Regions from separate parts of the Homo sapiens genome. Here region 2 is linked to region 1. Evidence: read pairs that join two places in POLR2A ChIA-PET (ENCODE). Cell type or tissue: GM12878. All regions are shown on one strand. Links, peaks and the distances in the headings refer to the core of each region. The heading gives the core; the rest is flanking DNA. Region 1 overlaps ERN1 (endoplasmic reticulum to nucleus signaling 1). Region 2 overlaps TEX2 (testis expressed 2).

Region 1 (16,435 bases), core at 3,160-11,159:
CTCAAACTCCTGAGCTCACGTGATCTGCTCACTTTGGCCTCCCAAAGTGCTATGACTTTAATAAAGTTAACAAAATAAAAAAAATAAATCCACCTCTTGCAGGGTGGCTGCACACAGCTCGATGGCAATGTACTGGAATTGCCGGTCCTTCTCCGTGCAGAAGTAGCGGATCACGTTCGGGTGCTCATCCGATTCTCGCAACAGCTGGACCTCACGGTCTGCGAAGCTAAAACACTCGGGGAGGATCCTCTTCACGGCCACGTCGCGGTTGTCAAACATGCCCCTGCGGGATGAGGAGTGGGAGTTGTGTCTGGGAAGCACGAGTCAGGCTGTGTAAATGAGGTGAGAACCTGGGTCCACAGCATTCACCTACTGCCTCCCAGCCTAGAGAGCCCCGCCTGACTGCCTGGTGGCCCCGGAATCATCGCTTGTCTCAGTGTGCAAGCTCCCTGGAGGCCGGACTCCATGCGTCTAGGTCACTGCTTTGACCCTGCTGTGCTCTGAGCCTGGCACCAGGCTCGCAACCTGACAGGCACTTAGACACCAGGCGGTGAGGGCAGGGGGCTGGCTAATCCACTCACCGGTACACAATTGTGCCCTCAGCTCCATGGCCCAGGACATCCTTGGGACAGAAGGAAATTTTCCCAACTATCACCACGCTGGTTTCCTCATCTGGGACAAAATAGGAAAAAGAGATTGTTTCAAACAGATATCACCTAAAGAACCTTGAGGTTAACATAGTGACAAGCTTCCTGACCTCAGATTAAAAGATGGGATTTAAGAGGCACTGCACCCCAGACTGCTGCTCAGCAAGAGCCTGCCAGGCCCACTCCCCATGTACACCCAGGACTGCCTCTTCCCCCTGCCCCTGCATTCTGTCTCCGCCTTTACCTTATTGTGCGATTGCATATCTTAAAACCTTCTGGAAGGCAGGGATTCTCCATAGCGTTTCACACACTTATACATATTCATTGTGATATAGTTAGAATGGTTTAATAGTTAACAACCACCACAAAGTCCACTGTAAAGATCCGCACTGAAGCATTCAGGTGGCGGCAATGGACATGTAAAACGAGGAGACTCCTTGGGACAGAGGGCTCTGAGTTCCCTGCACCAGCTCTGTGCCAGTTCCCTCAGAATTGGGGCTCTGACAACTGGCTTGAGCCAACTTCCACAGAGGAAAGCAGACCAACTGTGACACTTCCACACTTGGCCACCGGCTGGCCCTGGGAACTCTCTTCAGCCCAATGGGCAGCTCACCTCTGGTCAGCCGCGACGCCCAGCCCTTGTGGAGAAAGACAGGAGGATGGCCAGGGTGGTTCCCAGAAGGCCCTCTGAAGGGGAGATGCCAAGGGATGGGGCAGAAGCCTTCCCACAGAGACCCCCAGAGTGGAAGTTAGAGGAGAACACAGTGAACCCCTGAGAATGGTAGTTTACAATCTTATGGAGACTCCTTGGACTTCTCAGGAGGTGCTCGAATAAAACATAAAATAGCACCAAGATGGCAACTGGCTTTACCTCCATCGTCTTGTTCCAGGGAGGGGCTGCTGCCAGCCTTGGAGGCAGAGCTGCCGGAGCAGAGCGAGTGGTTGGAGGCCCTGGGGGACGTGCTGGGGCTGCTGGTGCCCGAGCTCTCTGAGTACGGGCCAGACGTGTCCAGGAGCTCGCCGTCCTGAGCCGTGTCTCCAGGTGGGTGGAAGGGCAGCTGCTGCTGCTGCTGCTGCAGGAGCTGGATCTTCTCCAGTTCCTTCTGGAACTGCTGGTGCTGGAGCTGCTGCTGCTGATGCATGCTCTGGGAAGAGAAACCCACATCCAGACAAGGGCAGCTGTTCCCACAGGGAAACAAGCAGCTGGGAAGGGACAGGTCCCAGTGGCGGAGGGAGCATGTGTACTTTATGTGACCCAACAGGGCACAAAGAGACCAGTGAGAAGGCACCTGGAAGCAGAATTGCTTCGATGACTGGACGTCTTTCCACCGACTAGTTAGATCCTTGCTCATACAGCCCACTCCCCAACCCTAGGAGGGGCTGGATGGCCACCAGGGGAGGGACTGTGCCCTAGGTTGAGGGCTGTGCCAGTTTCATTCAGTTCTAAAATTCTGTGATTTTCATGAAAGTCTGAGAGTTGTTGCAAAGGTGAAACCAAACAGGAAGCACAGGTAGCATGGCTGAGCCAGTGGTGGGTGAGAGCAAGCCCCAGGTTCGCCACCCACCGTGTCTGTGTGTTGGCTAGAGGCTAGCGCACAGACACTCAGTAATCCAGAGGGGCAGGTGAGGAAGCTCTAGTATTCTAGGTATGCAGAGTACATCTGCATACACATAGCCAGGAGGTGGCAGTGGGGCTGACACATGGTGAGCCTGGCTGAGGTCCTGCTTCCGCCTTTCATCCCACTGCCTTCCCCGAGGCCACATGCCTCTCAAATACTCTGAAGGATTCATTCTGTCATTATCTGAAGTAGCAGCGATCTGTGATCATCCCTACCCATGTGCAGGAGGTGGACTGAAGGGACTTCTGTGAGCCACCAACCCACCAGGGAGTCGTCTCTTCTTCTCTCCACCATGGGGTGGAGTCCTAGAAATGCCGTCTACTAGCTGGGTACCCGTGGGGAAAGTTACTTAGCTTCTCAGGGTCTACTTCCTTCTTTTGTGGACAAGGGATCAATAATAATGACCTCATAGGACTGAGTGAGGTGAAAAGTGAAACTATCAGGTGCAGACGTGCCAGTGGGGAGTGCCATAAAGAGTCTGTCATTCCCATTCCTGGGCGGGTCATTAGCTTCCTGAGCTCTCAGGTAACAGCATCTCGATGCTCTGAGCAACCTGCTGAAGGACCATGCCCCTCACATATTTCATCCCACCCATGGCCTGTTCTGCTACAGAACTTGCTCATTTCCAACTAGGAAGTAAAGGGATGGCCACACTGCCTTTTTCACACAAGCTGATCTCACAGGCAGCTTCTTTTTTCTTTTTTTGGTTCTTCTCCCCAGCAGAAGTTCTAATGGCAGTTTTTAAGGGAGGAAAGGTCTTCATCTATTATCCTTATTCTTTAAAAATACAGATAACTATTCAAAATCATCTTTGAGCAAGGCTTATAAATCAGCTCTTAGCTGAAAAACACTAAGATTTAGGAACAAAATTGTCCTTTTCTGGGAGGCTAGTGTCTCTTTAATTATGTTTTTGAAGATAAACAAACACTGACTTTTTTTTTCTTTTTTTTTGAGATGGAGTCTTGCTCTGTCGCCTTGCTCTGTCGCCCAGGCTGGAGTGCAGTGGTGTGATCTCAGCTCACTATAAGCTCCGCCTCACGGGTTCACGCCATTCTCCTGCCTCAGCCTCCAGAGTGGCTGGGACTACAGGCCCCTGCCACCATGCCCGGCTAATTTTTTGTATTTTTAGTAGAGACAGGGTTTCACTGTGTTAGCCAGGATGGTCTTGATCTCCTGACCTTGTGATCCACCCGCCTCGGCCTCCCAAAGTGCTGGGATTACAGGCGTGAGCCACTGTGCCCGCCCGGCCAACAAACACTGACTTTTAAATGGGGAAAGAAATGTGCTGGTTGTTTTTGTCTGGATCTCACTGACATGAGGCGACAGGCAGAGAAGCCCCAGAAATAGGTGGATGGCAAAGGGGAATTGTTGAGCTTTACCAGGGGATAGGTGATGATGAAGGCCACCCAGCCAATCAGCAGGAAGGTGCTCAGGATGATGGTAGCCATGTCCTTAAGCATGGAGTCCACGGGGGCCTCGGGCCGGGCAGGGGCATGGGCGGGCTTCTCCTCCACATCCCGAGACACGGTGGTAGGTGCGTTTTCTGAAGTCTGGTCAACCAGGTTGATAACCTTGCATGGGAGAGAGTTGCGACATCACTGCAAAATTTCTAGCCAGATACAGATGAGGCCAGCAATCAAGAGAAGCAATCACTGTTTACAAGGATATGACTGTACTGCAGGGGGTTTTATTTGTTTTAAGCTCACCAAAGATCATGTAGCCAGATAACTGTTGCCTCTTTCAAAGCAATTGCTTTGAGAGGCCATGCATCTTTGCAGTGAGGTTATCATTATTCAAAAATAGTTTTTGGAGCAATACTTTTGGCAGGTGTCTTCAGACCCTACATATTTTTTTCAAAAATCCTCAAAAAGGCAAACACTTCCTCCTTTGATGGTAGGTTCAGTATCCAGGAAAACACTGAAGTCATCTGTAACAAAGTCTGGTGAAAAATTGGTATTTGATTTAATAATACCATTTCACATTAAAAGGAAATCCGCACGTATACAGAGGCACATGGCTAGAAAGCAATAAAGCAGTTTTCTCGTGTTGCCTGTAAACTGTCAGTGCAATCCCAAAATTATAATTTATTCCAGTAGTCCACTATTTCTTCAAAGTTTTTAAGAAGCATCAGAAGCGTTTGTTAAAGAAAATTTAGAAGCCCAAAATTAAATCAGATAAAAATGGAGCTTCCCTAGAGTTCCTCAGAATCTCTAAGACTTCACGGAACAGGCATTTAGAAAAATGCATTGACTCACTTTCAAATATCTAGTATTCTAGGTATGCCGTTATCATTTGCCCAACAAAACTAACACAGCCTCCCTGGCACATGCTGAATTTCCCACATGCTAAACCTCCCACACGCTCACGCCATTTCACCCCTCCCCCCAGATGGCTGCCTAGAATGTTCTTCTCTCCCCTCCAGGTGTACCCCTCTTATTCATGCCTCTCCCACAGTGCCTCCCACATTTTTGGGGGTTTGTAGCCTGCAGAGTATATAGGAAGCACCTGGGCATGTGGCCAGGGACATCTGTATGTCTCATCACCATACAGATGCACCTGAGAGTATTTTAAAACATACTTTTTCAAAGACCGTTATCCAAGACCAGATGGTTAAATACAAAGATTTGACACGTGGCTACCTCTGGGTGTTAAATTAAGGGCACTGTCTTATTTTCTTCTGTATGTGTTTATTTTCTAAGTGTTCAATAATGAATATGCAGGACTTTAATAAGATTATAGGACAATGCTGTTTAAGATTGCTGTTTTAGGAATCAATGTATTTCTCCAACCTGGCTACTTCCGTAGATGATGGTAAACAGATACTGTGCCCTGGAATCTTGAAAGTCTACAATTTCCTTTGTCTCTGGATAAAATCTAAATCTCTCAACTGAGTTTGTTGTGCTTTTGGTCTCGGCATCAGTCAGCCATTCTCTTCTTCTTCTGACCCTACTCATGTAGCCCAGGTGCATCTCTGTCCCTGGGCCCTCCATGGCAGGGCTGCTGAAGCTGCCAGGCCTGAATCGGTCACTAAGCCTCAGACGTCCCCTCTTCCCCTTCCCTGGCCATGTTGGGTTCCCTCCTGCAGAGCCACCCTTCCACCTCCTCCACCGGCTCTGTGCCCCAGAAGGCTGACCTGTATGGGCCAAAGCAATGGCTTCCCCAACCCCCTGGGGTTTTTGACTGGGTAAAGCTAACAGGGGACACCAGCAGATGAGAGAGAGAGGTAAGAGAAAGAGGTTGACTTCTGTGGGGCTGCTGAATTCCTCAACTGATGCTTTCAGCTCCCGGTCTAGAGTCCTTTCTACTCCCTCTCCTCTGGCTTTAGGCCAAGGTGTGCTAAGAGAGCCCCTGGAACTCTGTGCAAATAGTCCCAGGCCACTCTCTGTCTGCTTCATAAAACTTCAGATCTCATCACTTCTTCAACAATTTTTTTTTTTTTTTTTTTTTTTTTAGCAATAGGGTCTTGCTATGTTGCCCAGGCTGGTCTCAAACTCCTGGGCTCAAGCGATCCTCCTGCCTTGGTCTCCCAAAGCACTGGGATTACAGGTGTGAGACACCCAACCCAGCCTTCAACAACTCTTAAACTCCTCCACAGGGCTTGTTTCAGGCCCTGTAACATGGTTCCTTTTTACCCATGTGAGCCCATTTCCTACTACCCCCTACTTAGTAGCCTCGGGTCTGGCCAGGCCTTTCTCCCCACAGCCTGTGAGCTGGGCACACCAGCATTCTTCCCACTCCAGGCTTTTGCCCTTGCTGTTCCATTCCCTCCTGTGCCCTCTTGCTCCCTCCACCTGGCCAAATCCTACCCATTCATCCAGGTCCAGGCCTAGCTTGGTCCTGCTGCCTTTCCTGCACCTTCTTTCACAAGTTGCTTCCTATTCCTCTCCACTAGCCCTTAACCATTTATGTTTTTTGCTTTGGATTCTGGTGCATTCCTCTTCCCTCCCAGACTAGGCTGCAAGCTCAGAAGGCAGAGTCAAAGTCTAATGCCTCACCCTCCCAACACCTAACACCAACAACCCCCGACTGGTCGCTTCCTCACTCACTTCCTCAAAGCTCTTTTTCTCTGAATCAGCAGGAATCACATTTTCCCGATGTTTGGGTAGATTGTTGGGAAATCTCTCCAGCATCTTGGTAGACGCAGACAGTGGGGTTTCATGGTGTCCTATGACAGGAAACAAAACCTTTAGTGAGAACAATTTCCCGAGCTGTGGTGGCACTCAATGCTAAACTTAGGCAACAGGTGCTACCCACTGAGGGGTCCACAATGCAAACTCTCAGCAGGACTGTGAGTTAGAGAAAATGAGTGGCAGTTACCAGAAAATTCCATCAAAGCAGGACCCTTATTACTTCATGGCAGAATACAGTATTCCAAGTCTCCTACTGAGGAGTGAAGAAGTATCCTTGCATGACAGGGATCAGGACATTTGGGAGGCACCAGACGCAAGGCTCGTGGGGCTGCATGGGCCCGATCCACAGGTGAAGTATGATGAGGCTTCATTAAAAGTTCAAGGAGTTCTCCTTTCAATGCTTTTTCCTGTAACATCACTCTTCTATGGCCGCCGAATTCCCATCTTGGTATTTAAATTGCTCAGGTGGAGTTCCAGTCCTACTATTATCTAAATGTGAGCTTCCATCGGGGAAAGTGGTACATTACTTGCGAGAAAGCAGTAGGACACACCTGCTAGATGGATGGGGCCATAGCTTGCTCCACGTTCATTTGCTGTTCACTACACAACTATCGCATGGCTACTGAGCATTCATTACACATTTATTGAGCATCTATTGTGTGCAAATTGCTGTAAGAGATACAAAGCTGACTAGAATAGGGAACTGGGATTTGATAGGGCTTGATAATCCATTCAGCTCTAAAAATGAGTCCACATACTGCCCCAAAGAGCCAGGTCACTGTTTCAGATTAGGCTGCCAGTAGCCTGGCTGACTTTCCTTTCTGTTCTCTGGCTATGAGCAGATCTCACTCTGACTCACGTCTCTTTCACCTTATGATCTTTCCATTGTTCCCCTAAACCTATCAAAGATTTCATGACATACATGCCAAGATGACAACAAACAGGAACTAGTCTAAGCTGTGTACATTTCTTGATCTGGAAAATTCCTCTTTGAGTTCCCATCTTTAGGTCAGTTCTCTATCTACAACATAATATCATTCTTTAAGGGAAACCTACTTTTGTTTTGAGCCACCACTAGTTTCTCTTGTGTACCAAGGAGCTCTGAGACATGCTTTGCTTGGGAGCAGGATTTCTCCACTTGTGGTCTGCCCACTTCAGACCACTGAATCAGACTTGCTGGTAGGGCCCAGGAATCCGAATGTGAGTATGTGCGGGTAACTCTGAGGCTCACTAACAAGAGACCTACGGTCTAAGAAAAGTGAGGTGTTCTTCCACATGCCACGCTGTGCAGCAGTGTCCTGCCCTTCCCACAACACCCACTCAGTGCTCAGGGTCCTACCTGTCTGGTAGGACACCTGCCAAGAGACTGCTATGGAAGGCATTAGCCTGAATCCCCCTAGTTCTTCTGTCAACCTTCTTGTAAACAGGCTTCTCCTGGAGCTGGGCCTTCACTGATATCACGCTGTACACACTGGACCAACCACTGTACAACCTTACTCATGAGACCACTAAATATTTTGTACAAATATTACCTGGTCTCCTTGATGTATTCATCTATCATTATCTCTTAGGTCCAGATTCCAGAGCAAAAAGCAGATGGCTAGGCCCTGCCCCAGACCTACTGAATCAGGCTCTCCCGGGCTTATATATGCCTAGTTAACTAAGCTCTGATGCCGAAAGCACCCAAGGTCAGGGCCATGGCTTTGGGGCAACCCACAGACCATGCCTCTCAAGCTAATTGGATCCTTGTATTTTCACGATTAATGACAACCTGGAATATCTTTAATGCTTTCCACAAAGAGAAAATGAAAGGACATATCTGGACATAGTAGGGCATATCCTTTTACTTGTGGCCCTCGTCAACAGGAGACACTGCCATAGTCTCAGTGCCATATTTTAAGATGACGAGCTTTGGAGGTCCTCAGAAGAGGCTTTCGAATTGTGGGATCCTTACACTTAATAGATTCCTTATACTTTGCTGTTTTCGCAGTTTCCTTACTTGGACAACCTTTCCATTTTAAAGGGATCTCATTTTACAAGTTAACCATGAAGACTCCCTGCCCCCATATTTTCTGTATTCTCATATATACACATTTCCTTAATTCCACTTCTTAATCACTGGTGGGCAGTCTGTGAGCCCCTTAACTGGCACATAATGCTGAGCAGCCTTGTAATTGCAATGACCTCTTCTCATTAGCTATTTTTTTCTCACCATGGGCCTATTCATACATGCTCCTCCAACTACTTCTGTTAATAAAAACGTATTATTATTTTGTCATCTCCTTTACCCGTTATTTGGTAAAAATAAAATAAAAATGGCTACAAGGAAACAGGATGAAAAAAGAAATGGACCTTGACAATCTATAAAGGAAGCGAGCAGGGCTCAAGGATACCTGGTTTCCCCCCATAATACCTGGTTACACACATCCCCACCTACACCGCACTGCCTGGCAGATCCTGCTGTTTCCTGGTCCCCACATGCTCCCAGCTGCCCCACATCTCTTTTCCAGAGCCCCAGCCCTGACCTCTTTCTCCCCTAGTACCTGTCACCAGCAAGCACGACAGGAAGAGAACAGAGAGAAGAAACTGCACCGGCCCCTGGGTGCTCCAGCACCCGACTGACCTCCTGCCCTGCTCTGCCCCTACTGGGGCTGGGAGGTGGCAGAACAGTGAGGGATGGGGCACAGGAAGGGCAGATGGGGTTCAAGAAAACTCCCTCCTGCTCTAATGACTTGGCACACTTGCCAGGAACACAGCTCTTCTCACTTCCGCCTTCGTTTGTCACACTCACTGCCAACTCAAGAAGTGTCATCTCAACTTATCTCTCTTGGGACAGGGCCTCTAGTTCAATCCCTGGCCATTAGTGATGGCAGCAAAAACAAGAGAAAGAGGAAAAAAGGGACCTTCCCACACACCTGGGATGACACTGCCCTAGAACCACAACCAGCCCCTGACTCTGCTGCTCTCAATCCATCCTGGGATTTAATCCCTCCCGGGTCCTCAGCCCTCGCCTCTCCAACCCCTCACCCTCATGCCCACGTGGACTCCAAGTTAATTCTTCCATAGAAACAGTCTCAGTTTTCTTAACTATAAAATGGAAATGACAAGGGTACCTACCTCACACAGGGTTGCTGTGAGGAGTGAGGAAATGCATTCTAAAGGGCTTAATGTCGGATACTCACACAAGGTTTACATTAATTTAGTACCTGAGTTTTGGAACATTAAACAGTTTTCAAAAACTGACTCAGAAACACAGCTACCTTGTTGATTTTCCTTGGGGGTAAAAATGTCCCAAGGTCTCAGGGGCCAGCCGGGAAGGGCTCTGAGCACAAGGCCTTCCGAGCTCAGTACGGTGTAACTACCAGGGCCGGCGGTCGCCCACCAGGAGGCAGCACGCTGTCACCTCAGGCTACTGTGGGAGACCTGCTCTTACCTATCAGAAGCCAGTAATTCCTCAAGTAGTTGAGCTTGTTCTTGCTTTTGAGTCCGGGATCAAACTTGACGTCCGTGCTGGGCGTGATCACACACTCCCCCTTGTCCCCAATGGTGACGCCATCAGTCTGGGGCCCTTCCAGCAAAGGAAGTGTGCTGCCGCGGGGCTGTGGAGAGGGTGCAGTGAGGGTCAGGAGCCCTGGAGGGAGAGCGGGTCCCACGGCACACCATCCCAGCCACTGTCCTGAAAGGTGAGCAATTTCTAGTGCAGGGCTAGTCCAGGACAGAGCAAGACACAAAGGCCCAAAGTCTGGGCAAAGAAGCTTCTCCCTCAGGATGTGACAAGCTGCACTGATGTCTTTATGGACGTCTTTTTAGATTCTTATGTCTGGGTACTGGGGAACAAGAAGTGTGTGTGTAGAACTCCAAGAAGCTATTATGAGAAGCAGACATAAGTGAAGGAGAATGAATGGATATCTCTGTTAGTCACAATCTACGCAACCAATGGGGCGGAATAAAGTCCAGCCACACGCCCAGTGCTGGCTCAGGTGCTGCTGGAACTATGACAGAGGCAGGCGCTGTCTATTCACAGAAGCAGCCGCCCAAATCACTGGGAAGACAAGAGAGCCAACCACACAGCCCAAGCATTGTAGGGATCAGGACAAACAGCTAGGATTATGACGCCTTGGACTTTCAGAGACAGAATGCTTGAGGCAGGCTTGTGAGGCCCAAGGAGGCTCGGCGAGATTGCAAAAGCATGCAAAGGGTTTGAGTAGGGAAAAGGAAGAAGAAAGGGCATTTGAAGTGTGAGGTGAGGAGCAGCCTGAACAAAGGCCCCGGGGAAAGATGAACATGGGGCTTGTAGAAGTCAGGGAGAAGGTGCACATGGTTGGGCCACGCAACTCACATAGAGAAACTAACAGGGTGGAGGAAGGGCATCGTGGGACTGGATGAAGCAGGGCCATGAACACCAGCCTGGGGAGTTTAGATTTGATCACAAAAGCAAAAGGGAATAATCAGGGATTCCTCGGCTTTAAGAAGCTGTTTTTGTCATGTATCTTTCTTTCAAAGTAGAATGTGGCATGTGCAGAAACTGTTTTTGAGAACTTAAGATTTGTGTTTTTCATTCTTAACCTGCAGGATGCTCATGCATAGCAAAGTCATTCTTTGCTAAAATGGAACAGAAGTGGTTAGGCAGCTGCGAGCCCTCCGTAGTGGACTTACCACGACAGCAACCCCCTCGTGTACCATTGAGGGAGAGGCATAGAGGCTGGTAGAGTATTTCCCAACATACAGAGTGGGCCTAGGAGAAAAACAGATACATGCATTCCAGAGTCATTGAATTTCCAGATCCCACAGAAGGGAGTAATCATCACCCCAAATACCACCCGCAGGGATGACCACATTAACCCCCCAGACATGGAGGAACGCAGTAGGGGTGTGAAGCTAGGGGCACTGCCCTGGGAACAGGACCACAGGACTTCATCCCAGCTGTCACTCACTGCAGAAACATGGACAAGCCACCTAATGGCAAGCCTCAGCAAAATCGCAGGGCTGGACTAGACGATGCCCATGATGCCTGCAGAAAGGACTACGCCCAGTGGCCACAGAGGAGACTGAGTGCTTACTACCACCGCCGAGGCCCCTCAGATGACTCTCTACAACACACTTTCACTCCAGCGATCACTCCAGCGACCACCAGAACTACCCCCATTCTGCCTTGTGCTTTCTAAGGATCCTGGAGGTTTTACAGAACTCCTGAGAAATGGTCAGCTGCTCTACTCTGGATGCTGAGAGCAAAAGGGATGCATAAGAAATTCCAGACTTGGTGAGACTTCTGGTTCCCCAGCTGTGTAGTCTGTCCCCATGTGGGACATCAGGGAGACAGAAAATGGTGAGAGCTACACCTCCTGGCCCTTCTGCTTACTGTCAAGAGCCCACCTGGGATCGGTCATCCACTACATTATCTAAACCTCTCTCAACGAATACCTTACATTTGAATGCTGTTTTACAATCTAAACACTTGCCGGCATATTATCTTGTTTGATCTTCCACACAACTCTATATATAAAGTAGGAAACTGAGGCTTGGGGAGTTTAAGTGACTCGGTGATAGGCTATGAAGAGGGGGATGGAGAACAGAAGCCTGCTGAGTCTTGGACACACACACACACTGTAACTATTTTTTCTGATTTTTAAAATGAATATAACCTAAAAACTTAGAAAATATAGAAAGTTAAAAAAATAAATCTCTTGCATCCCTACCACCTAAGATAGATCCAAACTATACTTACACTGGCAGTCTCTTTCCTATACCTTTATTTGTGTGTGTGTGGTGGCAGGGGGAGGGTCTTGCCATGTTGCCCAGGTTGGCCTCAAACTCCTGTGCTCAAACAATCCTCCCACCTCAGCCTCTCAAGTAGCTGGAATTACAGGTGTATGCCATGGTGCCCGACACCTCCCATCCATGATTTTTATGTAATATTTAATAACTCTGAAGTGTTAATGGGTGCCCCTCAGCTCTTGTATTCTGAGGTTTCCAAATGAAACAGTCTTGGCTCTGAATATTCCTCATGGCTTCAGAGACTGCCCTGTCTTTGGCCTCCCGTGCAGGGCCTGCTACACTGCAACAGCACCAGAACACGAAGGCCACGGCCGCCCTCTCCTTCCCCGAGCTCCCAACTCACGTCAGCTTGCTCTTGGCCTCTGTCTCCTTGGGGAACGGGTACTTCCACTTTGTGATGCGCCCCACCTCCCCAGACATGAAGGTCAGATAGCGCAGGGTCTCCACAGCGACATTGATGTGCATCACCTTCCTCAGACCCTCCCGCTGCCAGACATAAAAGGCCACCACAGGGGAGGCGTAGTTTTGGATCCACAGGACGTCCCCAGATTCACTGTCCACAGTCACCACCAGCCCATCACCATTGGACACAAAGTGGGACATCTCTGTACAGATCAAATAAACAAAGCATGCTGAGTCTCACCCCATCTTGCAACCACATCCTCTACTCTTGTGGCAGGCTCTAGTCACTCAGTTAGAGGAAACAAGACTTCTGGAATATTCTCAGATCTCCTCTGAGCAATTTCACTTGTTTCCAATGAACTCGCTTAGTCTCTGTAATATCAAGACACTGAGAGCTGGCTGGCGTATAAACACAAGCCAGGATCACTCTCCCAAAGGCAATTTATTTGGTGATGTTCTTTAACACTCTATTCAATAAGTGAGAGTAAATACTGAGGAGGAAGGAGCCAGTGGAGATGCCTATTAATCTGGCATTTCATAGCAGTCACTTGAAACCCATCGATCAAACTGAAAGTCAGGGACAGCTGTGGTGGCTCATGTCTATAAGCCCAAGAATTTGGGAGGCTGAGGTAGGAAGATCACTTGAGTCCAGGACTTCAAGACCAGCCTGGGCAACATAGTGAGACCCCCGTCTCTACAAAAAAAAAAAAAAAAAAAAATTAGCCAGGTAGGTGGGGGAGTGGCGGTACGTGCCTGTGGTCCCAGCTACTCAGTAGGCTGAGGTGGGAAGATCGCTTGAGCCTAGGAGTTTCAGGCTGCAGTGAGCCCTGACTGCACTCCTGCACACATCCTGGGGAACAGAGGGAGAACTTGCCTCAAAAAAAAAAACAACAAAAAAACACCCTGAAAGTCAGACCTGAACCACTGACACTGTCCCATCAGATTCACAAAGGAGTCCTCAGAGAAAAACGAAAATATTCTAGGTCCTTGACAAGAAAAAGCAGAGTCCAACTTTGATACCAATGTTAAGGTGGCAAATTGGTTTTTAGTTTTCATTTGAGTTGGGTGAATGTTAACTGCAGAAATAACTAGGGATGAGTCACATTTGCAGAGTGGCCTTCTTGACAGGGTTGTTAATGTCCTATGCTGATTTTACTTCTACTTTCCATGGGCTTGCAGTAAATTCCTTCTGTGACATAGAAAGACTCAACGAGGGATGTCCTCCTTCCTCTCTGGCTAAGCTTGTCACCATTTTACTTCGGTTTCCCTTCAGACTTCACCAAGGCCCCTGCACATTGACTGTGGGAAGTATTTATGATAAGCCCATGAAAAGTCCATGGAAAGAAAGAACCTGGTGACAAAGAGTATCTTAAAAGAAAATCCTACTTTCTGGAGCCACTGTTTCCACATAGGTCAAAAGTACTGGCCCAAGCTTGTGAAATCCAGCAGAGAGCACTTACTGTAGTCCACGTCGTCCTCAGGCAGTGAGGCCGCATAGTCAAAGTAGGTGGCATTCCACCGGAGCTCTCGGGTTTTGGTGTCGTACATGGTGATGGTGTATTCTAAAGAACACAGACCAGCCAGCCCATTACCACGGAGGGGCCATAGTACCTACTGAGGTGTGGTCCTTATCTAATTATAACAAACAAATCCTCCCTAAACTGTAGGCCAAAAAGTCCAGACTATCCATGTCGATAGAGAAAGGCAATGTGAGGAGAACTGAAGGCCCAGACACATGAGTGAAACTGGCTGACAGCATGTGGAAGCAGAGACGACCCACCCTCGCTATGCCCTTGGACTCATGGCTCACAGAAGTGTAAGCAATAGAATGTTGTTGTTAGCCATTAAGCTTCGGGGTGCCTTATTACATAGCAATGGATTGCTGACAATTAAAAATTGGCACCTTGAAGCAGGATGGCGCCATAACAAACACCTAAAACATGTGGCATTGACTTTAGGACCAGCTGGCAGGTGGAGGCTGGGAGGCTGATAAAAAGGTTGGTGGAGACTTGCTAGTGCAGAGGGGGCACTGCTATTGAAAATGGAAAAGGGGTGACCCAGCTTGTGGAGGGTGCCATGATGAGCATGACTATTGCTTGCAGTAACTTGGAAGACAGAAAAAGTACCTAATCAACTCAGGGATCCAACTAAGGAGATTTCCAGACAGAAGGCAGAAAATGTTGAATGGTTTCTCTTAGCTGTCTATGATATATTGTGAGACAAATGAGCTGAGGAAGAAATCATTCAGCAGAATACAGAGGAACTATAAAGGGTCCAGGACTGAATATCGCTGGAAAAGATTCTCAATATAAAAAATAACTTTAGGGAAAAGATCAAATCCAGGGTACTGCCAGCAACAAAAAATGGGCTCAGGGTAAAGATCAACCAAATCAAAGTTGAAGCTGTAAGATCCTTCTTTGAGACCTCTGAAAGATTTTAAGGTGGTCCCTCATAGACCCTCTGCCCCCATCAAGGGAGTTCTAAAAACCATGTGTTGTCCCATTGCACTCACATTCCAAAGTCTAGAAACTTGTGGGTATGGCTTTTATCTAATGGAATAAATTATAATTTGACACATGGGAAGCCCACATAGTTTTTAAAGGAGTGGTATCAGCATAGACTAAAAGGAACAGAGACAGTCAAATTGAAAAAAAAGGGCTTCTAGATCCCCAAATTTCAATGGACAAGGAACGGACTGAGAAAGATACAAAACTGGCCATTTGTTATGGAAAAGAAAGGACTTCTCAGAGGGCAGAACCAAGAGCCACTGAGAGCACTATATTAGGGAACCAATCCCAGAGGGCAAAACTGGGCCCTAATGAAGGAATATTCCCTACCCCTGGAGGAGGGGAACCTGAAAACATGTGCCTGGCTGGATTTCAGAATTACTAAGGCCCAATGTGTGATATGTGTCTCTCTTTCCTGCCCTTTTTTGAGTGAACATGTTTACTGCAGCTATCCTGTCTCTGTCTCACCACTGCATGTTGGGTGGGGGATGGGAAGGGGAGAAAGACCCTGTCTCTTTAATTCACAGGTCTCCGATCAAGAGGTGCCACACTTGAGGAGCATCATCTACCTCCAGACCTCATGCAGATAATGAGAGGTGAGATTTTGGGACTGATGCTGGGATTGGACTTTGGGGGTCTTTGGAGGGAGTGGGAGGGTTGTAAACTACTGCAGCCTGAGGGAGGACTGCAGTAGAACATCTCTAAAGGTCACTACCACCAATTCTTCCCATTCCTGTAATGCATGTTACTCTTCCCATCAAGAAGCCGAGTCTATATCTCTACCCTTGATTCTCAGCTGGCCTTGAGACTTGCTTTGACCAACAGACTGCAGTGGAAGGAAGGTTCTGGAACTTTTGAGCCCAGACCTTAGGAGGCACTGTAACACCCATTTTTACTCAAGAGGGAGCCCGCTGCCATATCAAGAGTCCAGGCTATCTGTATGGAGAAAGGTCACACGGAACTGAACTGAAGTCTCAGATACATGAGTGAGGCCAACCAAGCATGTGGAATAAAGATGATGGGTTCTTGTTGAGTCCTTCCTGAATTCCCTACAGAATCATTAACAATAAAATGCTAAGTTGGGGTGGTTTGTCATGCAGCAATAGATAATGGAGGCAATGGATTTACACACCTATGCACACACATTCCACCTCATGCATATCCCAGCTCCTTCGAACACCACAATTTCACCTGAGAATGACGCAATTTTTATATCTGGATGAAGCTGGGGCCACTGTAAGAATTTACTTAATGGAAAAGGTAAACACATAAATCCTAAGCAGTCACTACAGTCAGAAGCTGGAATACATGATTTCTACAGTCTAAGACCTTCCACCCATTTCCAGGAGAGCCCG
Region 2 (16,435 bases), core at 5,651-13,650, 160 kb after region 1:
TACAAGGAAAATTCAAATACGTTTATCCTAGCCACTGTGGGCAAAACACCTTCCTTAAAAGAAAACACTGTCCTACAAGGCTCCACCACACACTAGCTGTGTGACCTTGGGCAATAACTTAACTTCTGTGGGCCTCCATCTGCATGAGCACATATACGCTAACTGAACAGGGTTGTGACGAGGATTGAATGAGATAATACACCCAACACTTAGCCCACTGCAGTGCTCAGCATCACAGTGTTGCCTTTATTCTTCCAGTGATCAGATCAAAGCAACCAGGCTGTGCTATAACATTAAAATCCCATTCCATCGGCACCCTGTGTAGTTAGTAAACTCTTGACATATCACAGTGATTGGATTGACACTAAGTAATTTACATCTGAGAAGAGGGTAGGAAAAAAACACTAAAGATTGACTGGATTAAAATTAAAATCTTCCTAAGACAAGTCAGTGCTCAAACCAGTTTAAACTGAATGCCACAGTCAGTCATTAGGTACTAGAGTTAATATAAGCGCAATTTTTCCTTGCTAAAGTTAGCACGAACTTACTTGGAGAGCACGTACTTCAGGTAGTCACTGCACCACCCTATCAGAAAAAGCTCAGCAACCACGCGTGAGTCATTTTTGCTCCACTTCATTTATTAACGCTAAGCTTAAGGGTGTCACATCCACAAGACTCAACACAGCTTCTCTTAAAGAAGAAAGTGTCATAACATATTGCCATGTGAAAGAAAGAAAAAAGGTCAGACTGCAAAATATATGATCCTATTAAATCAAAACAAAAAGAGTGGGTGAGTATGCATGTATGTGATGCATATCTTCATATATGCAGAAATTTTAAAAACCCAAAAAACTAGGATATATACCAAATCATTAACTGTAATTCCCTTCCACTAGTGTGATCAAAAAATTTTTTTTCTTTGGGTTTCCTGTGTTTTTAAAACATTAACCATGTATTTCCTTTGAACAAGGAAAAAAGTCAATGAAATTTAAAAACAAATATTATTTTGGATCCTAAAAGAATTCTCCCCAACCCCCAGCTTTTTTTTTTTTTTTTTTTTTTTTTGCAATAGGGACATCACGCTGCCATTTTTAGAGCATTCTCATTTAAATAGATGGGAGAATAATACCTTTAATTTAACTAAGAAGCCAAACAAGCTTTGAATTTGAAAAGCTAAAGATTAAAACCAATAATTAAGGTTCAAAATTGCTCCAGGGAAACGAAGTTCTCCTTTTCATACATCTCCTGTAACACAAGGAATTCTCCAGGCAGGTCTAGGCATGAACCTTCTGCAGAGAGGTGTCATGGGAAAAGCAGGAAGAGGACACACAAAGGCTCCAAAGCCTACCTCTGTTACTTATTTTATTATTATTATTATTATTTTTGAGACAGAGTCTCACTCTGTCACCCAGGCTGGAGTGCAGTGGCGCAATCTCAGCTCACTGCAGCCTCAGCCCCCAGGCCCAAGCAATTCTCCTGCTTCAGCCTCCCAAGTAGCTGAGATTACAGGTGCACGCCACCAAGCCCAGCTAATTTTTGTATTTTTAGTAGAGACAGGGTTTCACCATGTTGGCCAGGCTGGTCTTGAACTCCTGACCTCAAGTGATCTGCCTCCCTCAGCCTCCAAAAGTGCTGGAATTACAGGCGTGAGCCACCATGCCCAGCCTCTATTACTTATTAAGTAGCAAGACACCTTGGACAATGACCACCTCTCTCAGAGCCTGAATCTCCTCATGTGTAAAACTGGAAGCATCAAACTCCTGGATGGTTATGAAGCTGAATTAGATAACTTTTATAAAGCAGTGGTCTCTAAACTTTTCTGGCTTTCCACCTTATCTCTAAAAACATATACAATCAGCCCTCTATATCCATGGATTCAATCAACCTTGGATTGAAAATATGAAATTAAAAAAAATAATAACAATCCAACAGTAAAAAAGATACAAATTTAAAAATACAGCATAATAACCATTCACATTATGTTAGGTATTATAAGTAATCTAGAGATGATTTAAAAGTATACAGGAGAATGAGCATAGGTTATATATTAATACAAATACTATGCCATTTTACATAAGGGACTGAAACATTCATCGATTTTGGTATCCTTGGGGGGGGTCCTGAAACCAATGCCCCCTTGGATACTGTACATAAATGTGTGTGTGCATATAACTTACAAACTATATAAGTTCTAATTGTACTTTTATAGTGTGTATACACATAACCAGAAATTTTAATATGCAAAAAAATAATAATAAATAGAAGTTCTAGGCTGGACACAGCGGCTCACACCTGTAATCCCAGCACTTTGGAAGGCTGAAGCAGGAGGATCACTTGAGCCCAGAAGTTTGAGACCACACTAGGCAACATAGTGAGACTCCGTCTCAATCGACAGATTAGACAGCTAGATGAATGTTTCTTCCTGCTTCCCAATGAATTGTCCCAGGGACCCCTCAGGAGGCCCAAAAGCCTGACATCTGATATGCAGTGAAAGATGACATCTTTCTCCATCCCATTCCCCACCGTGCAAAGGAAAGAGGAGCACCAGCAGGGGCCAACAGCTGACATTAATTTGCCTTCTCTTCTTCCTTCCCTCCTCTTGCAATTCCGGGAGTATTTAACCCTTCTTCAAGGTCTCAAGAATAGTGAACCCTAACAGACTCAGCCATTAAAAATGCTCAGCAAGTAGCACATTCCAAGTAAGTTTAGAGACAGACCAGAACAGGAACTGATGTAAACACTATTCTCTAGAGTCACAGAGATCTTTCAGAAACTACTTTGTGAATCTGCAAAGCTTGGGTTAGAATGAGGTTTACCAGATGAGTTGACTGGGTGCCTGGAGAATGAAGTGGCCCCAAGCTCTTAAAAAACACGGCCTGTGCAAAAATCTTTAACAGCTAACCAAAAAACAAGTCAGATCTAAAATACGGCTGTATGTGAGAAGTGTGTGTACTAGCCAGCTCCCGGGGAGAGGCTTACCTTCAGTATTTCAGGTTCTTTGATATCCAGAGATCTTGTGTTCCAGTGTCGCAGATTTTTGTGTAACTTGTGATATTTATGAGCACTTGGTGGTGTAAAAAACCAAATCACGCAAACTGCAGTCATGAATCCAAGGCCAATTCCCAGAAAGAGTCCACTCACATAGTGGGGGAGGGGGAGGATGAGGTACACATAGACACACATTATAAAGAAGCCCAACGTCTTCACTGGCAATTCCGGGTGCTGCACGGCCGAGTCCACCTCGTCCTCACTGTCAAGGACCACACCATCTTCCGCGAGCACCTCTGGCTTGAGAGGAATATCTGAGAGCTTATCAACTTTACTCTCCCCCTCCGTTTCCAAATCGAAGTCCTCAGTGTACAGTTCACAAAACTCTTCATCTTCTTTGCTCACTAAGGCAGACAAAGAACATTTCTCCAGAACTAGAGAACTTGTCTTCAGGCCTAAATCCTTCAGACTGCTCCCCTGGGAACTTTTCAGTTCTATCTCTCTTGTGGGCTCACCAGTGGACTTTGGGTGGTCACTTCTGGGGATGTTGGAATCACTTCCGTAGCCATCCCCCTCAGAATCACACTCCTCCTCCTTGATGCTGTAGTTGTTATTGCTTTCCAAGTGCCCATTCAAGCTGGACAGATTGGAGAGTTCTGAAGCACTTGAAGATAAGGCTTTGGGCCTATGGCTGCCACTTTCTTCCCCTATAATTTTACTAAGGAGCTGAAAAGGCTCATAGATGACTTCTGAAAGGCGTCGTTTAGTATCTTCAATTTTAGCCTCCATTTCGGGCACTTTAAAAAAGGAACGAGTATCAGAGGGAGAAGTCAGTGGGGAAGAAGGTGCAGTTTTGGAATCTCCACCTGTGTTTCGGGGCTGTGTGAACTGCTTGAACAGGTGTAAGTTCAGTTTGGAATCAGGTGGCTTATAGGACACTGTATCCGACTCCTGCCGGGAAGTGTCCGTGGACAGAGACTTGACTAATGTCTTCATCAAGTGCCTGTGCCTTGCGGGGTGTGGGGATTCTTTTGGCTCCACCTCGGTCGACAGGGACTTCACAAGGCTCATGAAGGGTTTTGCACTGGAAAGGGTGGAGGTTGAGGCACTGGATGAGAGGATGGGAGACTTAGAAGGAGAGGACAATGGGGAGGAAGAACTGGTTTTCTGCTCAGAAAGGGATGACACACTGGGAGAGCTAGCTAAGGGCCCCGACGAAGACGACCCTGGGGACACAGCCAATGGCACTGTACTTAATACTTGTGCTGCTGGAACAGGGGACTCCAACAGCTTTACAGTGTTCTTGGAGACGGGCAAAATGGCAGGGGCCTGGGACACGGACAGTCCATCTGCCAGGACAGGCGAGGCAGCAGGGCCGGCGGGGTCATGGCCAACTTGGGGTTCAAGATAGAGGTCTTCCTTGGCTTCCAGCCCTGTTACAATGCTTTGGTCATCCAGCCCCTCCTCAAAGTACTCCCTGAACTCCTCCTCCTCTTCCTCCTCCTCCTCGCCGGATGCCGAGAAGTGAATGGCGATGGTATCTCGGGACACGGACCTCTGCACGTGCACTTTAGGGGCTGATGGTTTTGGCATGTCAGTGGTTTTCTCGGCATGGCGACCATACAGACTTGTCATTGCCGGCTTCACAAGGGCTCAGGCTCTGTGAAAACAGTGAGAAAACCAGAAGTCAGAGAGCAGTTTCTCCACAGGAGACGCTGTCATTCGCAGATAGGAGCACAGATGAAGCTGTTTAAGTGGTGATTATGCTTTTACTTGGCAGATGTCCACCGTTTTTCACTTCATTGGGTTTAATGGTTTAATTTTCACTAAATTCCAGTTAGGCATTCTCTTTTATGAGCAAACTACATAACCAATGTTATAAATGCCATACAATCTGTCTTACTTCACAACACCTGAGTAATCATTTCCTCCCTTTTAACTGGTTAATTTCTACCAACAATTTTCTATCTTAAGCCTTAAAATACCTGAACAATAGATGTTACCAGCATTGCTTGAGAAGCCCAACAGGATAAAATGTAGCATCCTGTTGAGTTTGAGGATCTTGGAACAAAAATTTCACTAGGAGTCTTGTAGCTGTAACAAGCTAACCCAGGAGGGGTATTGCGTTCACTGCAATTTTCACAGCAATCCTAACAATTATTTGGCCTGCATCTCCCAACTTCCTGCTATTGCAAGTAAGTAGCAAAGTATCCAAATGTGGAAATCTGTAAACTAATTGCCATGGTCTGTTGGCCTCCTCAAATGGTAGGTACCATAAGACCAGAGTATTTAGGCAGCCATGAAGACATGAGGCAGCCATGAGGACATGGCCACGTTCTGAGGCATCAGGATAAAGCAAACATATTTTAAACTGAATGCAAGATTCATGTGTCAGGAAAATGAAGTATCACTGCTGTAACCCACCACCAACCAAGAACTCTACCAAGGACTGTGGTGAGAGATGTGGAAGCTATGCTTTCTGCCCTTCTGGAGCTTAATAGCTGATTGCTTCTTTCTGGAGCTTAGCTGGAACGAAGTCAGAAGCCTGAAAAGCTGGGCAGCAAAACAAGATGCCACGCCCACCTTGTGACATGGTACAGTCATCTCTCTTTATTCACTCATGGCCCATTTACTGGGCACTAGCCCTACTATGTAAAAATTAAGACCACACCTGGACAGAGACCATGTAAAAAGAGCCAAGACACAGGGCACGCTTCAGAAGTTCTGAGGAGGATGACACCAGTGTGGGAGGTGGGACATCCAACGGGTCTTTGGAACTGATGGGTGAGTTGTAGTGGGATGAGCATGATTAGGCAGAGGGAAGGGACAAGGGCATAAAGATGGCAATGGGCATGGTGTGTGCAGCCACCTGGCTCTATTCTGTTTCCAGGACAGAGGGTGAGTGTGGGGAGCAGTGGGAGGCCATTGAGACAAAAGGGGCATCGTGGGGCAGTGGAAAGAGCACCCAGCTTGGGCCCAGGACATAGGGCTTCTAGTACTTGTCTTTCTACAGCTGACTCTGTGGGACTTTGAACAAGCCAGGGCCTCTCGATGTCTCAGTATCTTGGTCTGTAAAATGGAGGTAGATCCACAGTCCTTTCCAAATTTAAAACGCTACACGTTTATGTTTACAGGTGACTGTATCCAACCCAACACAATACGCTTACAAGTAATCTACCACAATCGACATTATGTGGCTTGCTTATTTCTTTAATTTGAAGAGCTCCTAATTTAAGCCTTCTGCTAAATATTCAGGTTCAAAATGCTGGCAACTGATATTACCAACAAGAGAAATCATAAAATGGGTAGGGGAATAAGGGGGTTTGGGAAACAGTGATCCTGGATCACTAGAAGGAGGAAATATTCCAAGGATGACAAGAATTACATTCAAGGGCCCAGCTGCAACATGGACTCAAGCTGAAACTACACAATTTCAGTATCAAATATTTGAGAGAAGTTACCGTAAAAACTTTCACACACAGTTCTGTCCAGGCTCATTTGTGACCCTCAGGCTTTCCTATCCTGAATCCAGGAAAAGGGAATGATCTCTATCCACCAACAAAGCAATTTAAATCCAGGAACTGGCAGCAGCCAGAAAAACACAGCCTCGGGTCCAGGACAATCCTTCCCTGTTATCTTAAGCTAAGGAATTTGTAGGCTTAGTAAGAAGAAAAATATCAGAAGCAACATATGTTTTTCATTTAACTATCACCTAGTTTTATAAGGGCAATTTAAAAAGAAAATTATAGAGGTAATTTAAAAAGAAAAGTTTGGTATTTGATAATTCTCAGTGGGCTGAAAAACTCATTTAAGTTGCTTTCATAACATAAAAGGATGATATGTAAGGCTCTGCTGTTCTGAGGCTGCTTCACCCACAGCGGTGGCTATAAATGAAGGTAACTGTGGGCACAAGTCCAAGTACAAAGTGCATGATTTTGAGGTTGAACAGAGTGAATCGGTCCTTCAGGAACCAAGGCAAGAGTGGAGAGGCCCGTCTGCAGTTGAGGATAAGAAGGCCTGGGAATCTAAGGGCAAAGTTAGGCCCAGCCTAGCGCCAAAGGGTGAAAACAGCAATGCGTTCAGAAGCCTGCGGTCTCAGCAGTCAGGCCAGGCCCCAGGGAACAAAAAGCTGGCACCTGCTCAGGAAGCAGAGTTATTTTTCGTGTGGAGGTCACCAGGACCCTGCTTGCCTAATCCTCCACACACTTGGGCCCCCTGACTGGCCAGGTAAAGCGACCTCTGATCAGACTGGGCGGACAGAGCTGAAGGTGGGCCCCAGGGAGAGCTGGGTGTCAGGTGGCCAGATGGGGGCAGGCTCTGGCTCACTGTTGTTATTGTCCTCCAGGGCTCACTCAGACAGTGGCCTCAGAGGTTCACAGTAAATGCCCCCAAACCCACACTAACCAAAGCCTGGTTCCACTTCTCTAGATTTTTACTAAAATAAGCCACACGAGGCCGGAGCATCACTACTGCTCTTTAAATACAAGAAAATGTCCAGGCTTCTGTTTGCTCATCTGCAAAATGAGGGGATTAGGCTAGATAAACAAAGGCTGCTTCCAGGCCCCAAACTGCTGGGTAATTGAGTGTGCTAGAACCAGAGACCATGGTTTGGGCTCTAGACAACCTATCAAGTGGTCACTGCCTCTGCCTCCTCCTGGGGACCACTTCAAGTTCCCTCTTCTCTCTGTCCTCCCAGTGGCTGGCTGCTAAGGCCAACTGAGCCGACCCTCCCACAGCCACAGCCATGCAGGACAGCCAAGGCCAAGAGGAAGGACCTGACTGACACCCAGGAAGACTACATGGTTTGTCCAAGGGCACAGCACTGACAACATGGGCTTCCTGACACTGAGGCCCGATGCCCGGCAGGGTGCCTTTTCAAACATGCCACACACGCTCTTTATTCCTGCTTTGTCCCAGCTTTTGTACCTGCCCTCTGTGCTCCGTCATGGACAGCTCACTTACAAGCTAAGACCTCAGTTCTCAACCAGCAGCATGTGACTGGCCGCACTGAGAAATGAAAGGTCTCATTATCCATCTGACAATCTGGTACCATATAAAATGGCTAGCCTCCTGCCCTCTACTCCTGAAACTCAATTATACCCAGGCTCAAAAAAAGAGACAAGCTTCTCTCAAGCCCTCAGGAACTGAAAGGCCAAAAAAGAAAGCTTCCTTCTCAACAGTCTCTTTTTCCCATAGTTCCAGCAGACTACAAAGCCCTTGGGTTTTAACACTGACCCCCCAAGCCTTGTGATGGGAAGGAGAGCTGTAGCTCATGTTGTCGCCAGGCTCCCATAGGTATGATTTCGTGCTGGAGAGGTGTTTAAGCAAAAGTCTGACATGATCAAAGTGGTACACAAAATTAATCACGTCCCGTCCCAGAATGGATGAGGGTGGCAGAGGCAACATGGAAAAACAGGTCTGGAGTCTGGTTGTCTGGGAAGGCAGGCTCCATTATCAGGCTCACAATTCTGCTGAACACAACTAACAATGAATACATTGAAAAAAAATTTCTGAATGGCTGGGCACGGTGGCTCACACCTGTAATCCCAGCTACTAGGGAGGCTGAGGCACAAGAATTGCTTGAATCCATGAAACAGAGGTTTCAGTGAGCTGAGACTGTGGCACTGCACCCCAGCGTGGGTGACAAAGTGAGACTCTGACTCCAGAAAAAAAAAAGTCTGAAAGGCTTTGAAGCTTCAAGAACTGAGCAAGGAATAACAGTACAGAAACTAAAGAAAACAGGAACCCCGAGGTATGAGCTCTAGAGAAGCCACCTTGCCCTCAAGCATTGGCCTAGCCTAGTCTGGCAAAGGACACTTTCACTTTTTTTTTTTTTTTTTTTTTTTTTTTTTTAAAGACAGAGTCTTGCTCTGTCACCCAGCCTGGAGTGCAGTGGCACAATCTCGGCTCATTGCAACCTCCGCCTCCCAGGTTCAAGTGATTCTCCTGCCTCGGGCTCCCCAGTAGCTGGGACTACAGACGCCCGCCACCACACCTGGCTAATTTTTGTATTTTTAGTAGAAATGGGGTTTCACCATATTGGCCAGGCTGGTCTTGAACTCCTGACCTTGTGATCCACCAATCTTGGCCTCCCAAAGTGCTGGGATTACAGGTGTGAGCCACCACACCCGGCAGCCTTTCACTTTAACAGCCTCCTGAGCAGAAGTCAACATCCAGGGCTGGCCAGCGTGGAACACCAACTGGAGACTCTTCCTCAAGGAGCCGGGACCCCAAAGGACTACAGCTACTAGGTAACAGGTGAACCAGAAGCAAACCAGGCCTCACTTAGACTGGAGGCCTAGGTTTGCCTCCTCTGAAAGAACCAGGGAATCTCAACCATGAGCTTCTTCCAAGGTGGTCTTGGACCAGAAATACCTCCAGGGACCTGGCAGAAGAAATTCTCTCCCCACGAAAGCAAAGCACTTTCACCCGAAGCCTCAAGTTATTCCGAGAAATACTTTCTCAAATACAATGAATGGTAAGCACATAACCAAAGGTAACCAAGCAGATGAGGAAACAAGACTAAGGACCAGCAGAAATAGAATATAACAGAAAAATAAGGACTTCAGATAATGGAATTATCAGGCATAGATTTGTTTTTACAAGTATGCATCAAGATGAGTTTAAAATACCTACAGGGAGTCCAGGCACAGTGGCTCACGCCTGTAATCCCAGCACTTTGGGAGGCTGAGGTGGGTGGATCCCTTGAGGTCAGGAATTCGAGACCAGCCTGGCCAACATGGCAAAACCTCATCTCTACTAAAAATACAAAAATCAGCTGGACGTGGTGGCGCATGCCTGTAATTCAAGCTACTCAGGAGGCTGAGACACAAGAATCGCTTGAAACTGAGAGAAGGAGGTTTCAGTAAGGCAAGATTGGGCCACTGCACTCCAGCCTGGGCAACAGAGTGAGACTCCATCTCATCAAATAAAATAAAATAAAATAAAATAAAATAAAATAAAATAAAATATCTAAAGGGAGAATTACAGGCAAGCAGACCAGTTTTAAGGCTATTCTGGCAGCCAAAGCATGATGTAAGAAATGCCTAAACTAGAGGAGTGGATGTGGAGCTGGCAAGAAAAGGCAGATGGAAAGAGAAGGAAAAGAATGAAGCAACAGGACCAGATGGAAGGTTGGAAAGGAAAAGAAAACATGAGGAACAGTCCAAATTGACTTAAGTCACTAAAGAGATAAGTCTAGTTCCTGTGAAGGCAGGCAGGGGAGATAAGGGACGTGGTACACAGGTAATGCTCCTCCCCTACCCCACTCAGAGACGTCCACATCCTAGTCCCTAAAACCTGTGAATCTGTTACTTCCCATGGCAACAGAGATTTTGCAGATATGATTGAGATGGAAAGATTATCCTGGATTGCCTGGGTGGGCCCAATGTAATCACAAGTGCCCTTAAAAGATATGAGGAAGGCAGAAACTCAGAGAAGGCGATGTGAAACAGAAGCAGACATCAGAGTAATGAGAGCAAGGAGCATGACCCAAGGAATGCAGGTGGCCTATGGAGGGGAAGAAAATATCTGCAAATCATTTATCTGATAAGGGGTTAATATCCAGAAAATGTAAAGAACTCTAATAACAAACAACTTGACACCTTATACAAAAATTAACTCAAGATGGATTAAAGACTTAAACGGAAAACCCAAAAACTATAAAAACCCTAGAAGAAAATCTAGGCAATACCATTCATGACATAGGCACAGACAAAGATTTCATGATGAAAACGTCAAAAGCAATTGCAACAAAAGCAAAAACTGACAAATGGAATCTCATTAAACTAAAGAGCTTCTGTGCAGCAAAATAAACTATCATCAGAGTGAACAGGCAACCTACAGAATGGGAGAAAATTTTTGTAATCTATCCATCTGACAAAGGTCTAATATCCAGAATCTACAAGGAACCTAAACAAACGTACAAGAAAAAAACAACCCCATTAAAAAGTGGGCAAAGGACATGAACAGACATTTCTCAAAAGAAGACATTTATGCAGCAAAAAAAATATGAAAAAAAGCTAAATATCACTGATCATTAGAGAAATGCAAATCAAAACCACAATGAGATACCATCTCACACCAGTCAGATGACAATTATTAAAAAGTCAAGAGAAAACAGATGCTGGTGAGACTGTGGAGAAATAGGAATGCTTTTACACTGTTGGTGGGAATATAAATTAGTTCAACCATTGTGGAAGACAGTGTGGCAATTCCTCAAAGACCTAGAACCAGAAATACCAGTTGACCCAGCAATGCCATTACTGGGTATATACCCAAAGGAATATAAATCATTCTCTTATAAAGATACATGCACACATACGTTCACTGCACCACTATTCACAATAGTAAAGACACAGAATCAACCCAAATGCCCATCAATGATAGACTGGACTAAAAAAATGTGGTATATATACACCATGGAATACTATGCAGCCATAAAAAGAAATGAGATCATGTCCTTTCCAGGGACATGGATGGAGCTAGAAGCCATTATCCTCAGCAAACTAACACAGTAACAGAAAACCAAACACTGCATGTTCTTACTTATAAGTGGGACCTGAACAATGAGAACACTTGGACACAGAGAAGGGAATAACACACACTGGGGCCTGTCAGGGGGCAGGGGGCAGGAAGAGGGAGAGCATCAGGATAAATAGCTAATGCATGTGGGGGTTAACACCTAGGTTGACAGGTGCAGCAAACAAGCATGGCACACATTTACCTATGTTAACAAACCTGCAAGTCCTGCACATGTATCCTGGAACTTAAAATTAAATTACATTTTTAAAAAAATGGGCAAAGGACTTGAAAGGACAGTTCTCCAAAAAGATATACAAATGGGCAACAAGCACATGGAAAGATGCTCAACATCACTAGTTATTAGGAAAATGCAATTAAAACCGCAATGAGATATCACCCCACATCCATTAGGATGACTACAATTAAAAAAGAAGAAAAGAAGTGTTGGCAAGGTTGTACAGAGATTAGAGTTTTTGTGCACTATTGGCAAGACTGTAAAATGGCGCAACTGGTATGGAAGTTTCTCAAAAGTTAAAAATAGAACTACCATATAATCCTCCAATCCCACTTCTGGGTATATATCCAAAAGAATTGAAAGCAGGGTCTCAAAAAGATATTTGCACACCCATGTTCACAGTGGCATTTCAGACAATGGCCAAGAGGTGGAAGCAACCCAAGTGTCCACTGACAGATGAATGGACAAACACAAGGGAATATTATTCAGCCTTAAAAGGAAGGAAATCCTGTCACATGCTACTACATGGATGAACCTTGAGGACATTATGCTAACGAAATAAGCTGACTAGTCACATAAAGACAAATACTGTATGATTCCACTTACAAGAGGTATCTAAAGTAGTCAAATTCATAGCAACAGAAAGGAAAATGAAGAGTTCCATGGGCTGGCAGAGGAGGAAATGGGGAGATGTTGTTTAATGGATACAGAATTTCAGTTTTATAAGATGAAAAAGTTCTGGAGATTGGTTGTATAACAATGTGAATATACTTAATACTACCGAACTTAAAAATGGTTAAGATGGTAAAATTTTGCTATACGTATTTTATCATAATTAAAAATAAAATTTGAAGGCCAGTATATGTGCAGGTTAGTTACATTTTAAAAAGCAAAAATTGGTCAGGCGCGGTGGCTCACGCTTGTAATCTCAGCACTTTGGGAGGCTGAGGTGGGTGGATCACCAGGTCAAGAGATTGAGACCATCCTGGCCAACATGGTGAAACCCGTCTCTACTAAAAATACAAAAATTAGCTGGGTGTGGTGGTGGGCACCTGTAATCCCAGTTACTCGGGAGGCTGAGGGAGGAGAATCGCTTTAACCTGGGAGTCAGAGGTTGCAGTGAGCTGAGATCGCGCCACTGCACTCCAGCCTGGCAACAGAGCGAGATTCCAACTCACAAAAAAAAAAAAAAAAAAGCAAAAATTGGAGGTCAAGATGGGAGGACTGCTTAAGGCTAGGAGTTTGAGACCAGCCTGGTCAACACAGGAGACCCATCACTATTTTAAAAAATAAACAAATAATATAAAATTTTAAAAGATTTCACTCTTCAAAACTACAAAGAAATAATACTCTGAACCACTTGTTATGCCAACTAAAACAATTCTATTCAAAAACTTCACATTGTTCTTTAGTGTTTACACTACAGTGTGGTTAAGTTATAAGATAATAGATGTAAATGTATTTATGCTCCCATACATTTGGGGTGGGGCAGGGGTGGGGTGGGGGAGGCTATTTGGAGCCAAATGCCCTCTAAACCTTAGCCTTGATCCGGTATGTTTCCAGAAAGCAGGATGTCTCAAACTCTTCTGCTGATGGGTCCTTCCTAAGGTCTTTGCCAGAATCCTCCTTTAAGGTTGCTATCCCTATGAAGAAGTTCATCTCTCCCATTAAGACTGAGAAAGCCTCTAATAAGGGCTTCTCTCTCCAGAATTTATGTAGGATTCTGTTCTATCTAGTTTACAAATTAGTAGCTGCCATCTAACTTGAACTCATAAAAAACAAAGGCCTCAAACTGGAGCCAACTGCGCTCTGTGTCAGTGGAGTCAGAGTGAGCGTATCAAACAGCAATGAGGTTTATTTGCTTTCTGTTCACCCAAAAAGGTCATCATCATCAATTAGGCCATGAAAAACCAATCAACAATAAATCAGGCTGTATAATAAAAAATGAAGAGCCATTTCAAGACTCAATATTAGCATTTATTAATTCCAAGATAATATTAACCTCACTGAATCTGGCTTTTTTTTTTTTTTTTTCACTTTTTTTCTTTGGTCTCATTTTCTACTAATAACTGCCCTTCCTAGCTCTGTCTTTCACAATCCTGGGGTTCTAGAATCAGAGCCATAAAAAGAGCAGATGGTTCGTTCCAGGCCACTCAATTATCACCAACACGTGTTTGTTCATAGCAAACACACTAGGCCAAATAGTAGTATAGCCATGAATATTATTTACTTCTAATTCATATACTAGATTAGAGGAAATACTGGAGGAAAGAATGAGAGACAGGGTAAGGCAGGGAGGGAAGAAAGCAAATTTCATTGAAAATGGAACCAGCCTCCAGGTACAGTGTACAGTGAGCACGGTAACAGAGCATCTTTTTTTTTTTTTTTTTTTGCGATGGAGTTTCACTCTTATTGCCCAGGCTGGAGAGCAATGGCACGATCTAGGCTCACTGCAACCTCCAGCTCCCAGGTTCAAGCGATTCTCCTGCTTCAGCCTCCTGAGTTGCTGGGATTACAAGTGCCTGCCACAACACCTGACTAATGTTTTTTATTTTTAGTAGAGACGGGGTTTTACCATGTTGGCCAGGAGGCCGAGGCAGGTAACACAGCATCTGAAGGGGCAAGCCTGGTGTCGAGTGTGCTTCCTTTCTCGGGACCATCCCTAATCCTTCAAGGTCATTATTCACATTCTTTGTCTTTGTAAAATTCAGCCTGTTAGGCATTTGCTACCTCTGAACAAGCTTGCATTTGGACATTTGATGTATGAGTACCATCTGCTAGCTTGGGTTATGTCAGTCAACAGTTTCAATCCAAAAGCTCCTGGCAGAGGAAAAGAAGGCAAGCTGCATTCTATTGCAGAGGATGTCTTAATACTTCTTACCTGTGCATTTTTTAATAGGAGTTGGTTTTGTAAAAAGGAGGGAAAAGGCTATAAGATTCTGTATTTTTCTGCCTTGATGCCACAGAGCAAAACAGTGAATCTGGTCAAAACCAACCACGGCAGGAAGGTCTGATTTAGCCTACAAATCTCAAGTACATCTTAAGAGCTATCCCTTGATTCATTTAAATTCAATGAAGCAGCTGAGAACTGCCAGCAGCCATTCTAATCTGTTAATACTCCACCTCACAAACAAAAATCAATATGACATTGTAGATAATGAACTAGCTCTAGCCTTAGTTTCATTTAAAGAAAAGAAAAAGACAAGACTCTATCTTCATCACTGGCAAGAAACTTGGAAATCCTTTCCCATTAGTTGTTAGGTTCCCAGGCCCCTACTCACCATCTCTTCCGACCCAGCAGGGTCCTGCACCACCACCAACACAGCACAGGGTTTAGACGAAGAAACTAGCAGGCCCACTCCCTTCCACCACCGCATAGACCTTTTACCTGCCATGAAGAAAGCCCACTCTGGGAAGAGTGCCACATCCCAGAGGAAAGGGGGGTTCGAAAGCATCAATACAATTAGAATTTTGCTTTATAGATTGCTAGATGGCTCAAATAACAAAATCAAATTCAATTCACAGTAACTCATTGAAAACCAGGTCATGCGTTCAGCACAACCATACAAGGCCTGTGGAGGTTTATAAAAAATAATAATGGGGGCATCTACAGGGGAAAACTCAAGGAGACAACACATAGACATCAGAAAATGACATCAATATGGGGTCACAGAAACCCTAGAATAAGTAATGATAACTCAGGACAGGTGTGTCCTAAACAGATGGTACTTATCAAGTAAAGAAGTCTGGGAATAACTTTTTTTTTTTTAAAGCAGAAAAGTCATCTATGTGTCTTAGAAGGAGGATATGCAGAGAAGAGAATATTGCAGGCTGGGCACAGTGGCTCAAGCCTGTAATTCCAACACTCTGAGAAGCCGAGGCGGGAGGAATGCTTGAGTCCAGGGGTTCGAGACCAGCCTGGACAATACAGCGAGACACTATCTCTATTTAAAAACAACAAAAAAAGAATATTGTGGATATGAAGCAACAGCACATGGAAGGGCATTGAGATGGGAACAAGGCAGCTACACAAGAGGGACGTTAACTGCTACCTGAAGCTGAGGGGTGGTGCTAGGGGTGAGGAAAGAATATTAATATTTGAGTTCAGGAGCAGGCAATCAATTGTTCCAAACCTCTAAATGTGCTTGAATTTATATTTAAATCTTAAAAAGAAAACCTTTCCATGTACTTTTCACCAATCATTCCTAAACCGTAGGCTCTTGAGAAATCTGAAAACCAGGAGTAAGCATTTTTCTTCAGAGGAATGAATGCCTGGAAGCCAAGAGAGTATGGTGCCGAAAGCCCAAGATATGAGAATAGTGTGTTGTGGCTGTGGTCACAAAACAACACATTTTTCTTTTCTTTTCTTTTTTTTTGTTTGTTTTTTGTTTTTTTGAGACAGAGTCTCGATCTGTCACCCAGGCTGGAGTGCAGTGGCAAGATTTCAGCTCACTCCAACCTCTACCTCCCGGGTTCAAGCCATTCTCTTGCCTCAGCCTCCCAAGTAGCTGGGATTACAGGTGTATGCCACCACAACCAGCTAATTTTTGTATTTTTAGTAGAAACAGAAATTCGCCATGTTGGCCAGGCTGGTCTTGAACTCCTGGCCTCAGGTGATCTGCCTGCCTTGGCTTCCCAAAGTGCTGGGATTACAGGCGGAAGCCACCATGCCTAGCCAAAACAACACAT

Evidence for each region. ChIA-PET counts read pairs that join two places held together with the same protein. Peaks named below come from ENCODE experiments on the same cell type or tissue, not always from the same donor. Only the 100,000 strongest peaks of a DNase experiment are listed, where the experiment ranks them.
Region 2: POLR2A ChIA-PET joins it to region 1 with 10 read pairs; 2 of 35 experiments call an interaction of 5 or more read pairs at or near these places.

Annotation. Positions count from the first base shown.
Region 1 is chr17:64,054,157-64,070,591 of GRCh38, forward strand. It overlaps ERN1 (endoplasmic reticulum to nucleus signaling 1), which reads right to left. Exons shown (of 22, transcript NM_001433.5): 7 at 14,034-14,135; 8 at 12,515-12,776; 9 at 11,053-11,131; 10 at 9,830-9,995; 11 at 6,313-6,431; 12 at 3,646-3,837; 13 at 1,519-1,792; 14 at 582-672; 15 at 94-283. Among named protein-coding and RNA genes, the nearest start is that of ICAM2, 42 kb to the left of the region's middle. RefSeq lists enhancers at 1,101-1,844, 1,845-2,588, 2,377-2,496, 8,858-8,927, 9,938-9,987 and a silencer at 2,807-2,856. In GM12878, for the core only: a CTCF peak has its summit at 9,781 (motif pointing right); DNase peaks (open chromatin) are centred at 7,255 and 9,155; H3K27ac peaks cover 3,098 bases.
Region 2 is chr17:64,209,595-64,226,029 of GRCh38, forward strand. TEX2 (testis expressed 2) reads right to left here. Exons shown (of 12, transcript NM_001288732.2): 2 at 2,980-4,648. The coding sequence starts at 4,623. Among named protein-coding and RNA genes, the nearest start is that of TEX2, 45 kb to the right of the region's middle. RefSeq lists enhancers at 6,615-7,447, 7,046-7,245, 7,448-8,279. In GM12878, for the core only: a CTCF peak has its summit at 7,286 (motif pointing right); DNase peaks (open chromatin) are centred at 7,397 and 8,697; H3K27ac peaks cover 926 bases.